Linked DNA regions of Homo sapiens: region 1 is linked to region 2. Evidence: chromatin loops called from intact Hi-C (ENCODE). Cell type or tissue: Caco-2. All regions are shown on one strand. Links, peaks and the distances in the headings refer to the core of each region. The heading gives the core; the rest is flanking DNA.

What was found. Hi-C counts contacts between places; a loop is a spot of excess contacts. Peaks named below come from ENCODE experiments on the same cell type or tissue, not always from the same donor. Only the 100,000 strongest peaks of a DNase experiment are listed, where the experiment ranks them.
Region 1: a loop joins it to region 2, with 2.0 times the contacts of the local background. A loop is called at or near these places in 1 of 110 quality-filtered maps.

Annotation. Positions count from the first base shown.
Region 1 is chr2:179,437,962-179,443,353 of GRCh38, reverse strand. It overlaps ZNF385B (zinc finger protein 385B), which reads left to right. Exons shown (of 10, transcript NM_152520.6): 10 at 1-1,372. The coding sequence ends at 104. Among named protein-coding and RNA genes, the nearest start is that of SESTD1, 180 kb to the right of the region's middle. RefSeq lists a silencer at 1-112. In Caco-2, for the core only: a CTCF peak has its summit at 2,481 (motif pointing right); no DNase peak of the experiment used is centred there.
Region 2 is chr2:179,666,963-179,672,354 of GRCh38, reverse strand. All of the region lies in intron 3 of ZNF385B (zinc finger protein 385B), which reads left to right. Among named protein-coding and RNA genes, the nearest start is that of MIR1258, 190 kb to the left of the region's middle. In Caco-2, for the core only: no CTCF peak of the experiment used is centred there; a DNase peak (open chromatin) is centred at 2,934.

The DNA of each region.
Region 1 (5,392 bases), core at 337-5,336, 230 kb after region 2:
CTGCCTCGCTCTTCCAGGCTCCAGCCATTCCTCCAGCTCTTCTGAGGCCTGGGCATGGGCCCATCCGCGCCACTCCTGCCTCCATCCTCTTTGCTCCGTACTAACGTCTGCAAACCCCAAGACGTTTGAGGCCAGTAGGAAGTTGAGAAAGAAAGCCACAAGGATTCAGCAATTTAAGCAGTTTGTGTTGCAGTACCCCCCATTCACCCACAAAATGCAGCCCACCACCCAGTCCCCCAATTCCAGAGAGAAACACATCACTAGATTGACGAGGGCTTTTAGAGACTGCTCCTATAATTGAGGAATCAGCAGCATAGGCTTTATCTCCCTACTTCCTCCCCCACCCTACCGCGTTCAATTTGTGTATCTCAGATATTTGATTTCTTGAGCATGTATTGGTCAGAAAGAAAAAGAAAGAAAACCATTCTCTATTTTTCCATGGGTATGATCTGGCTTAAAACAATATGGAATATTTTCCTGACAGACTTGAAAACTAGGATCTTCCTCAGATGTCTGTAAATAACTCTGGTATCCAACTGGGTGTATTCTAGTGTGGAACAAAAAACAGTGAACACAAGTGCTTACTTGTGGATACTATCTTACCAACGGATCACAAAGTTCTCTTTTTGGTGTACTGTTGTTGACAGGGATTGTGTACTGTTTCGACCCAAGTACTGCTGTATCCTGTGTAGTACTAGATCTGTATCTCTTGTCTGAATTAAACATTTTTAGTTGCTGTGTAAATGTTAGGAAGCAAAGTAGCTTTGAATTTTCTCTGTAAGAGAATAAAAGATAAAATAATGTATTTTCTTTATTTCACATTTTATTTGGAGATATTTAAATGAAATAGAAAGCCATATAACATAGCTATAATTACTACCTGTTTGCTATTTTTGTTTAACTTATTTTGTAGCTTCCTCACTGGTTTGTGTTGCTAAGCAAACGTATACAAACAGAAAAAGAGCTTCCTAAATTGCACATTTTTGCACCTCTTGTGCATTCTGCAAGAAGACAATGAATCCATGTATTTCTATATAAGTATCTTCTTCATTTTTAACCTGTTTTCATTTGTAATGATGCTACATAATTTTGTGGCTCCCTAATGCAATAATGTACAGAAGATAAAAAAATTTATAATTGAACAATTTGTCTTTCTGTTCGCTGAATATATTGCAGGTCATGCTCCCATGCCCCCCTTTCTAAGCCGATATCAACAAGACTGGAATGTTTGTGATATCAGGGGCAAGAGTTATCATAGAACAACAAAATAGAGTGGACTCTTTTAGAGCATCTATATCTGCAACCTGTAAATGGTAAAATGTCTGTGTATTTTTTTAAATGTACCTTTTCAATAAAAGTACAAAAAATAAAATCTGTTTGTATTTTCAGTGTTTTTTTTCTCCTGAGACACCTCCAATTTGAAATCATCTGATGAAAGATTTTTAGTAGGTGCAAAGATTGCTTCTTACATAGCATTTTTAGCTCTTGTTTGCAGCATATTTATTTGTCATGTTTATTCATTACTGTTCACAGCATCTGCATGAGGTGAAATTTTACTGCCATTTTCTCTCTGAATCTCTAAGAAGTTGGGCCAAAGTTGTTGAGTCACCCAAAATCACAGTAGCAGCCTGCAAAAAACTTTGGACTCGGATTTTTTTTAACTTACTGTGGGTCCTCTAAATCTCTAGTTCATCTTTTATTGGTGTCCGTGGCATTTATGATCTCTTTTCAGAGAATTTTTTCCACTTCTCCTCCTTTGCCTTCTCCAATCAGCACATCCTCCTTTTCTTCCACCTCATTCTGTTGCTTTTAAGTACAAAGATCAATATATCACTGTGTGTTCTGGTAAATTATTGCTGCTTACAAGACTGCTCTAAAACTTAGTAGCTTAAAATAATAGCCATTTGATAACTAGTTATATCAGAATTTCATGGGTCAAGAATTCCAGCAGGGTTTGGCCGGGCTGTTCTTCTCTTCCCGGTGGCATCAATAGAGTACCTTTGTTAGTATTCGGCTCTCAGGCGGGCTGGGCTGGAGGGCCCAGGATGACTTCACTCATATGTCTGCCCAGTCAAAAATGACTGCAAGGTTGAGCCTTACTGGAACCATCTACCAAAGGACTTCCATGTGGCCTCCGCAGCATCCTCCTTGTTGTAGCAGCTAGTTACATAGTAGCAGAGAGAACATTTTAAGAGTCCTGGGTAAAAATCAAGAAGTAGTGTTGAAACTCCCAGCACGTCTTCTGCTGCATTCCATTGATCATGCAAGTCACTAAGACCAATTCAGATTCAAGGGGAAGAAAATTAGACGTCGTTTCCCAATGTGAAGAAGAAAAAGAGTTTGCCACCATCTTTAATCGACCACACTGTTATAGAATTTGGAGGGGAGTGGCTACAAAACCATTACAGATCCTGTTTCTCCCTACCCTGCATGCAAACCCTGTCAGTTTTTAAAAATGAGAATTAGTGGGACTTAGATTCTCATTTCTAAAAATTTAAGGCCAGTAGGTGGCAGTGTAGCTGTGATGCATGGCAATAGACTTCCTCTTTGAGTTTATCCAACTGAAAATTGTTGACCTTAATATTTTAGTCTTATAATCAGGTTTCTTTCAGACTCTAGTAAGATTTCAGTTTGATATTCAGAATTTGGTGTTTTTTAAAAATATGACTCATTTGAAGTCTAACAATACTAGTTACACTTAACCTTGGTTGGACCTTCAGTTGTGATTTATAGACAGCATGCCCTGAAGGAATTGTGTTTCCATTTAACACTTTGGAGTACTTTTTATTTTTATTTTTAGGGACTTCAGTGGCCATGATATTTTGTTTACCTTTCATTATCCTACATTTCATTAAAGCTTACTGCAATCCTCAAAAATTTGTAAATGGCAGTATTTAAATAGACTCAGGAAATTACTGATTAGATCTATAGAGTCAAGATTTGTTAAAATTACCTCAGGGAAGAAGTACAAAAGAATGCCAGTTAATTAAAATGAATGCTTTCAAAAGAAGCCGTGAGTAGCTTCAAGCAATTATTTATAAAACACTATTAAACACATATATCTCATCGTCCACCCTGATTCTGAAGTGCTAGTGTGGGTCAACCCTGGAAAGGATATACGTATTTGAACTAACACCTCTTCCTATGCTATTTCTAATGAGAAAAGAGTGCCACTCTACTTCACTTATTGTGAAAGTTAAAAAACATACTGCTTCCTCTGACACAGTCTAGTTCTGGTCTCTGTAGAATCGGAAAACCGGTCTCAGGTAGGGTTGCCAGATAAAACATAAACTACCCAGTTAAATTTGAATTTCAAATAAACAATGAATAATTGTTTGGTGTAATATTTTAAATAATGTTTAGTACAATATTGCACATTGCAGAAGTATGTTTCATAAATACACATGCAATATTTGGGACCTACTTATACTAGAAGATTATTTATTGTTTATCTAAAAGTCAAATTTAAGTGGGCATCCTATATTTTTATTTGCTAAATGTGGCAACCTTTTTCTCAGGAGGATTTCTCCTCATCTCAAGAACCATGATGCTTTAGGAGAGAAACAACCTCTTGAGTATTAAAAAGAAAATAATGAGTTTTTTAAAGGCACATTGTAATATATACTCACAAATAGGCAGAGGAAGGAACCTGCGTGAAGTAAAAGTCAATGATATATTGACTTTGCATAGGACCAGCAAGGGGGAAAATGTAACTGCAGATGCCTCTTACTTAAAGCTACAGTGATAGCTGTCTATCAAAATTAAACTATTGTAAAAGGAAAAAACAATTTTAATTTGTCTTATTCACCATCCACAGCACCGTTGATTTTCTTTTCTACCCTAAATGAATTCTGGCTTTTCAGAGCAGAAATAGATACGGTTATGTCGAATTTTTCTCTCAGATAGTGTTTAAAACAAAACGCAAAAAAACTATACTGCATTCAATGTCACTGGGAAAGAGAACCAAGAAAATTCCCACTGGAAAAACGAACAAACGAAGGAGAAAGACCTGGCAGAGCATCAGATGGAAATCCTGTTGTGCAGACTCCCAAAGGGAGCCTAAAGAGACTGACCAAGGAGATTGAATTTGGGGATCTTTTGGAAAATGGGCACCCACTGCCTGGGGTGCCATCAGGGAGAAGAAACATGCGGGGAGGAAAGAAGTGTCCAGGAGCTGTTTGACGGATAAAGATTAAGTTAGCCTCAAGGAATATACACCGTAGATAAGCACAGGCATCTTCAGGTGACAGGGTGAAGGATTTCACTCCATCTCTGCAGGTCTGTGTGGATTCTGGCTTTTCTTAACAGTGTTTCTTCCATCTGATCCTTGTTTTGTTAATATGATGTCCCTCGATGTCAGAGGTGTCATGTCTCTTTGGGAAAATATTAGTTTCTAGTACCGTGGTGGGTTGAGGAGAAGCTGTGCAGTGCAAGAGCAAATTCCACAGGGGATGCTACGTTTGCCTCCTTCCCTCCTCCATGTAATTAGCTCCATAGGGGAATTCATCAAGGACATGTCATTGCAGGTTCTCAGCAGCTATGGAGTGTGACTTGGTAATTGCCTTTATGTCTTTGGCTAACATTTCTACAGCCAGAATGACTGATGTATTCTTCTATTCCTAGCTAAGTGCTCAAAATGCATAAAACCTCTAGTCGTCAGAATTCCTTCTGTAGGTGCAATGAAAATATCTTCATGTCATATTTTTCATTTTAAGAAGTCACTTAACAGATAATTCGACAAGCTTGACATTAAGCATCTGCTGTTTATTTTTATTATAGTGAAAAAGTAAAATTAGGATATAGCAGAAGTAAATAAGAAAAATACATAATTTGCAAAGACCTGAATTCAAATCCTGATCATGTCATACGCACATTAGTTCAGTGATCTTATGTCAGAAAAATATTGTATGTTGTTTCCCCAAAGCCTCAGTTTTTCACATATATAAAATAGATATAATAGTATTCAACTCACAGGGTGATTCTAAGAAGCACATATAACTAAACATGTGAGAATGTTTTTTGTACATTATTACATGCTATATAAATTTGCATAGTAAATGGATAAGTCAAATAATTTTTTTCATTTTAAATTTGTAAATTATAAGATTCTCTCAAATTAGCCAACTTTTTGCTACCTTGCATTTATTTATTTTATTATAGGTTCAGTGGATACATGTGTAGGTTTGTTATATATATATAAAACATTTTATATATATAACATTATATATATTTTATATATATAACGTTATATATATTTTATATATATAACAAATATATATATTTGTTATATATATATAATAAATATATATTATATTTATTATATATATATAACAAATATAATATATATTATATATATATAACAAATATAATATATATTTATATATTATATATA
Region 2 (5,392 bases), core at 285-5,284:
AGGTATGATTTATTCTGAGGCAAATTCCCCTTCAGCTGTGAGCCTCTGAAATCAAACAGGTTTTGTGCTTCTAAACTGTAGTGGTGGGGTAGGCACTGGACAAACATTCCTATTCCAAAAGAGAGAAATAGGAAAGAAGAAATAAGTGATAAATTCTGAGTGAGAACAAAATCTTAAGGCTCAAGAATAATCTTTGATTCAAAGCTCTGCCTTCCAGACCCACTGGAGCTGTGGTCCCACCTTCTGGACACATTGGGGCAGAGGTTGGATCTGCAGGATTCCAAGCAGCCCTGTCCACACTGCTTTGTAGGGCATAGCCCATGTCACAGCTCTCAAGAGTTTGAATTGGACACCTGCAGTTCTCTTGAGCTGGAATCTTACCCGGGTGTCTCTACCACCCCAGGGTATCAGGAGCAGCCATTTTGTCCCAGTTCTGCTAGGCCTTGCCCTAGTAGGGGCTCTGTGCAGTGGTGCTGTCCTGGTGACAGTTCTTTGCCTGGTTCCCACAGTCCTCCAGGGCATCCAAATCTAGGTGGAGGCAGCCACACCCCCACTGCTTTGCTGGCTGCAGTGCATGCTACATCTGGGGCAGCTGGGGAACATAGGATGGAGTTCAGAGAGTGGAGTGCAGGTGGCAGAGCCTTGAGACAGAGGGGCTGGGGGAACAGGGCTACAATGAAGTTTCATGTGTGCCTGTAGCCCCTTCGTTGAAATTGTACTACCTACCTCCCTTCTACTGTGTGCCTATGATGAGGGTGGCAGCCCTGATGATTTCTGAATTGCTTTTGGAGTCATTTGTTTTAGCATCTTGGACAATAATAGGTCCTGGATTTTGTTTAGACAGCTGACTCATCTTCTTGGATCATCATCATTTGGCCACACCCTTCGTGTTTTGTCTTGAATATGCTTTTCAATATAATAGGTTCTGAATTTCGCAAAGGTTTAAGTTCTGCTTCCCTTTTATTAATAATTCCATTTTTAAATTAGCTCTCTCTTCTCACATTTTACTAAAATCCCTCAAGAGGGACCAGATTGCATCCATGGTGCAGGCTAATCAGAAAAAGAGAATATTTTTGAGCTGAGCTGGAAATCACATGCAGGAATTCAGTATTTCAAGCGGGAGGAGCATAAGAAAAGCCAAAGACACTCTTGGAAGTTCTTATTGTGTTGAGGAACATTAAGCAGCTGACAGTCGCCAGAACCATCTCAAATAGACAAAGTTTTTATACTTGAAGGCACTTTGATACAATAGTGGTAGCTAATATTCACCAAGCATTTGCTGTGTGCCAGTCACTGTTGCAAGTGCTTCACATGTAGTATCTCATTTAATTCTTTCAACAATTCTGTGAGGTGGGTGCCATTATCATCACATTCCATAGATGGAGAAACTATAGATAAGTGACTTTTCCAAGGTCACAGAGTTACAGATGGGCAAGCTAGGAAAACTAAGTCCAGTTATTCTGACCCAGAGCCCACACTCTTAGCCTTTATCCTCCACTGCTCACAATGAAGGCTGGATTTGCTCTGGAGGATTTAATCAAAAGTTCTCATTTTTGAGAAATCTCAATTAATGAAGAAAATTTATCTCTTTAGACTGTATGTACCCCCTAAATTCACTCATTCTTGTTCAAATTATTTAATTAAATATTGTCCTTCTCCAAGAAAACTCCGTGATTAAACGGATGCCTTTTCAGTGGTATGTTGGACCAGCTCATGAGAACCAATCATTAGCTTTTCAGAACTTTTGCCAGTTATTAAATATAGCTGTTTTTAAAATAAATTATATAAATGTACATTAAATGAATTGTATTTCAAAGTGAGTAACAAATTTTCAAGACCTATTAGTTCCTATTTTTTTTTGTTTGTTTTTGTTTTTACGTTCTACTGCTATCCATGCTCTTGAGTTTTTCTTATGACTGTTACATCTGTATGGTGGAAGTACTAGAGAGTAGCATGCTACTGTACATCTCCTCCCAATTCCACACTCAATAATGTCATGCTGTTAGCTGTCAATTGGCAATGGTGAAAGTATTAGCACCATGATTTTTTTTTTTTTTTTTTTTGAGACGGAGTCTCGCTCTGTGGCCCAGGCGAGAGTGCAGTGGCGCAATCTCGGCCCACTGCAAGCTCCGCCTCCCGGGTTCACGCCATTCTCCTGCCTCAGCCTCCCGAGTAGCTGGGACTACAGGCGCCCGCCATCACGCCCGGCTAATTTTTTTGTATTTTTAGTAGAGACGGGGTTTCACCGTGTTAGCCAGGATGGTCTCGATCTCCTGACCTCGTGATCCGCCCGCCTCGGCCTCCCAAAGTGCTGGGATTACAAGCGTGAGCCACCGCGCCCGGCCAGCACCATGATTTTGTAAACACTGCTAATCAGGGATTTTCCCTCACCTCCAGAGAGCTGGTTGCTCAACATGTACCACCACACCACCACCATTATCTCTTCTTTAAAACATTTCACCTTAAGTTGATTCTCAGGAGGGCTCTGTATTATATAGAGGGTTTAACTTGTGAGACCTCTGGTGTCTAAACTGTATTAGTTCTTCAGTACCTAAAAGAAGTTTGGAAATGTTCATCAGTTTCTCATTAACATAATTATTTCAGAAAATTGAGAATCCATCTTAGCTTTAATAACCTCCAAAGAAACCCCATCCTTGTGTTTCATGATCACCAGTGAATGAAAGCTTCTTGGTTTAAGAAACTCAAATTCATTACTCCAGAGTAAAAATGTGTTTTTTCATTTTCCCCCTCAATTTGCTGAAGCTGGGAGCCACTATCATGTAGAGGAAAAAGTCAAGATACCTAGAGGCTGCTTCTGGCTAGGCCACTAAATAGCCAGGTGATCTGGGCTTAGTGGTCACTTTGCACTTTAGAATCATCTGGAGACTTAAAAAATATGCTGGGAATTTTAAATATGCTGATGACAGGCCCCACCTAAGCCCATTAAGTCTGAATCTTTGGGAGTTCGAGCCTATGTGTTGGTGTACTTTGAAATGCTCCTGAGATGGTTTTAATATGTAACCAATTTGAGAACTACTGTTCAAGATATTTACAGAGGATGGACAGTCTGTGATTAAAGGGTCCGGCTGCAGGGCCAGAACTCCTGCTTTCAAATCCCCACTCCTCAACTTCCCCTAGCTATGTAACCTTGGGTAAGTTACCTAGAGTCTCTGGGCTTCAGTTTCCTCATGTGTAAAATTAGAATAATCATAATATATTAGTTAATACAGATAGAACCTTTAAAGCATCTTCTGACACTCAAGTATTTTTTGACAGTAGTACAACTAAATATAAATATGCTCTCTTCATAGTTCTGTGTTGTCTCTATGCTTTGTAACATACAGCCATTTACATACTTGAAGCTGTACCTTGATATTCTTTTTACTATACTTTTTAAGCTTTCCTTTTGTTTTCTAGCCTTTTAATTATATCAATATTTCCCCTTTTAACTGCCCAAAATTCTTTATTTTCCTTTTAGTTGGAAAACCCCAGACAGGGTAAAGTGCTTCAGATGGCTCCAAGCCATTGCTGCACAATATCTACTGTATCATTTTAATAAATCTTTAGAATTAAAACTATGATTTGGCTAAAAATGATGTTTCCTTTACATCACAAAAAATTAAAATTGTCCCTTTTTTCCCCTAGCTTATGAGGTAGTAGCAATGAATTTTTGTAGACCCTCCTCTCAGCAGAAACTAATCAAATATAGAAAGTTAAAAAAAAAAAAAAAAAGAAAGGTGTTGGCTCCAGGAACTGTGTGATAAGATGAACTTGTAGAGCAAAACACTTTAACCAAATCTTTATGTGCAAACAAAAATAGAGAAAATGCACTGTTTCCATCCATTTAGCTTAAGGAGGGTTAATGACTAATGAAATAGAAATAAAGGAGGAACCCATCATGAATATACTATTTTAGGAGCAAAATTCACTGGAAGAAGTAGCTAAAAAGTAGTTTGATAAAGGAGAATATGAGGGCATGGCAAATCAAAAGGACAGACTACTGTATATTGTGGTCTCTTCAGATGCCTGTTTTTCAGCACCTTTGATAGAGAAAAGGGAAAAATTAAGGTAACTATATGAGTATTACCAACAAATATTTTGAGGTTAAAAAATGGAAAAGATTAATTCAGTACTATGGTCTTCTGTGACCCTCATAATTTTATATATAGAAGGTTGTAGAAATTATTAAATATCATGGTGTCATTAATATTAATGCATATTAACCAGTACTCCAAATTGACTTATGGATAGGATGATCCTTCAGAGACTTAAGAGGAATTGAGTACCATCACTTGTGATTAACTTTTGCTCTTTTCTTGTGGAGAAAACTAAGTCTAGATACGTGAAAAGTCATTTTCTCTTGATTAGGATTTGTTTGGTTGCAAGGAATAGACAGACTCAGGCCAACTTAAGGAGGAGGAGGTCTGTTTTGAGAATACAACAGTGAATCTCAAGAAATCTAAGGTCAGTGATTGTAGCTGGCTGGGACTTAAATACAACTGATGTCAGTTACCTGGAAAATCATAGGGAATCATCTTTTCCCTCAAGTCAGTGTATACCTCTCTTATGATATCTGGTCATCTCTGCACTGTATGTTGTATTCTCCTCTCTCTAGGGACCTTTCCTTCTTCCCTATAAACTCTGGCTTAAACATAGCTGCCAATGAAGCTGTTCAGAGCTTGGCACTTTCCAGCATTTACTCCACTGTTCCACATCTTCCCAGTTCCTGAGGGATGGATTAGCACATCGTTTTGAACCAGGCCACCAGTCACATTGTGTCTGATTAGCTGCCCCGAAATCAGTGACCCACACCTGGTCCAGTCAGCTATGGCTGGAATGGGATAGAGTCATGTGGTACAAAAAGGGGTTAGATTAGGTAGAAGAGGCTGGGGGCTGGCAAGCACTGGACACATTTCTTGTATTCTGCCTTAACTACAAAATGGTGGGGGGGAGGGAGACTAAGTTTTTTCCAGGTAAAAGTTGCAGCACATGCATAGTACATGATTTCTGCAGAATATTAGTGACAAAAACTCAGAAGTCTTCCTGGTTTACTACTGTGTTTCCAGACTGTTTTAAGCTCACTCGATACTATATGGCTATTCTCTAAATTATTTTGTTGCATTACTGAATGTTAATGTAGGTATTAAGATTGAGTTGGGGAAAAAAATCCACAGAAATAGCATATCAATATCTCTGAATTTCAGAATCTTTCCCTTTTGGTGGGGGGAAGAGGGCAGCAGAGATGAAAAACTAAAATTTTGCCAATTGTATTATGCCACCAAACCCAAAAAATGTTAATTAATATAAGAAATGTAATACATATTTTATTATGCAAGTTGTTAACTGAAAGACACATAAAGACCTGGGAGTTTTCATCTTAATATGGATAAAT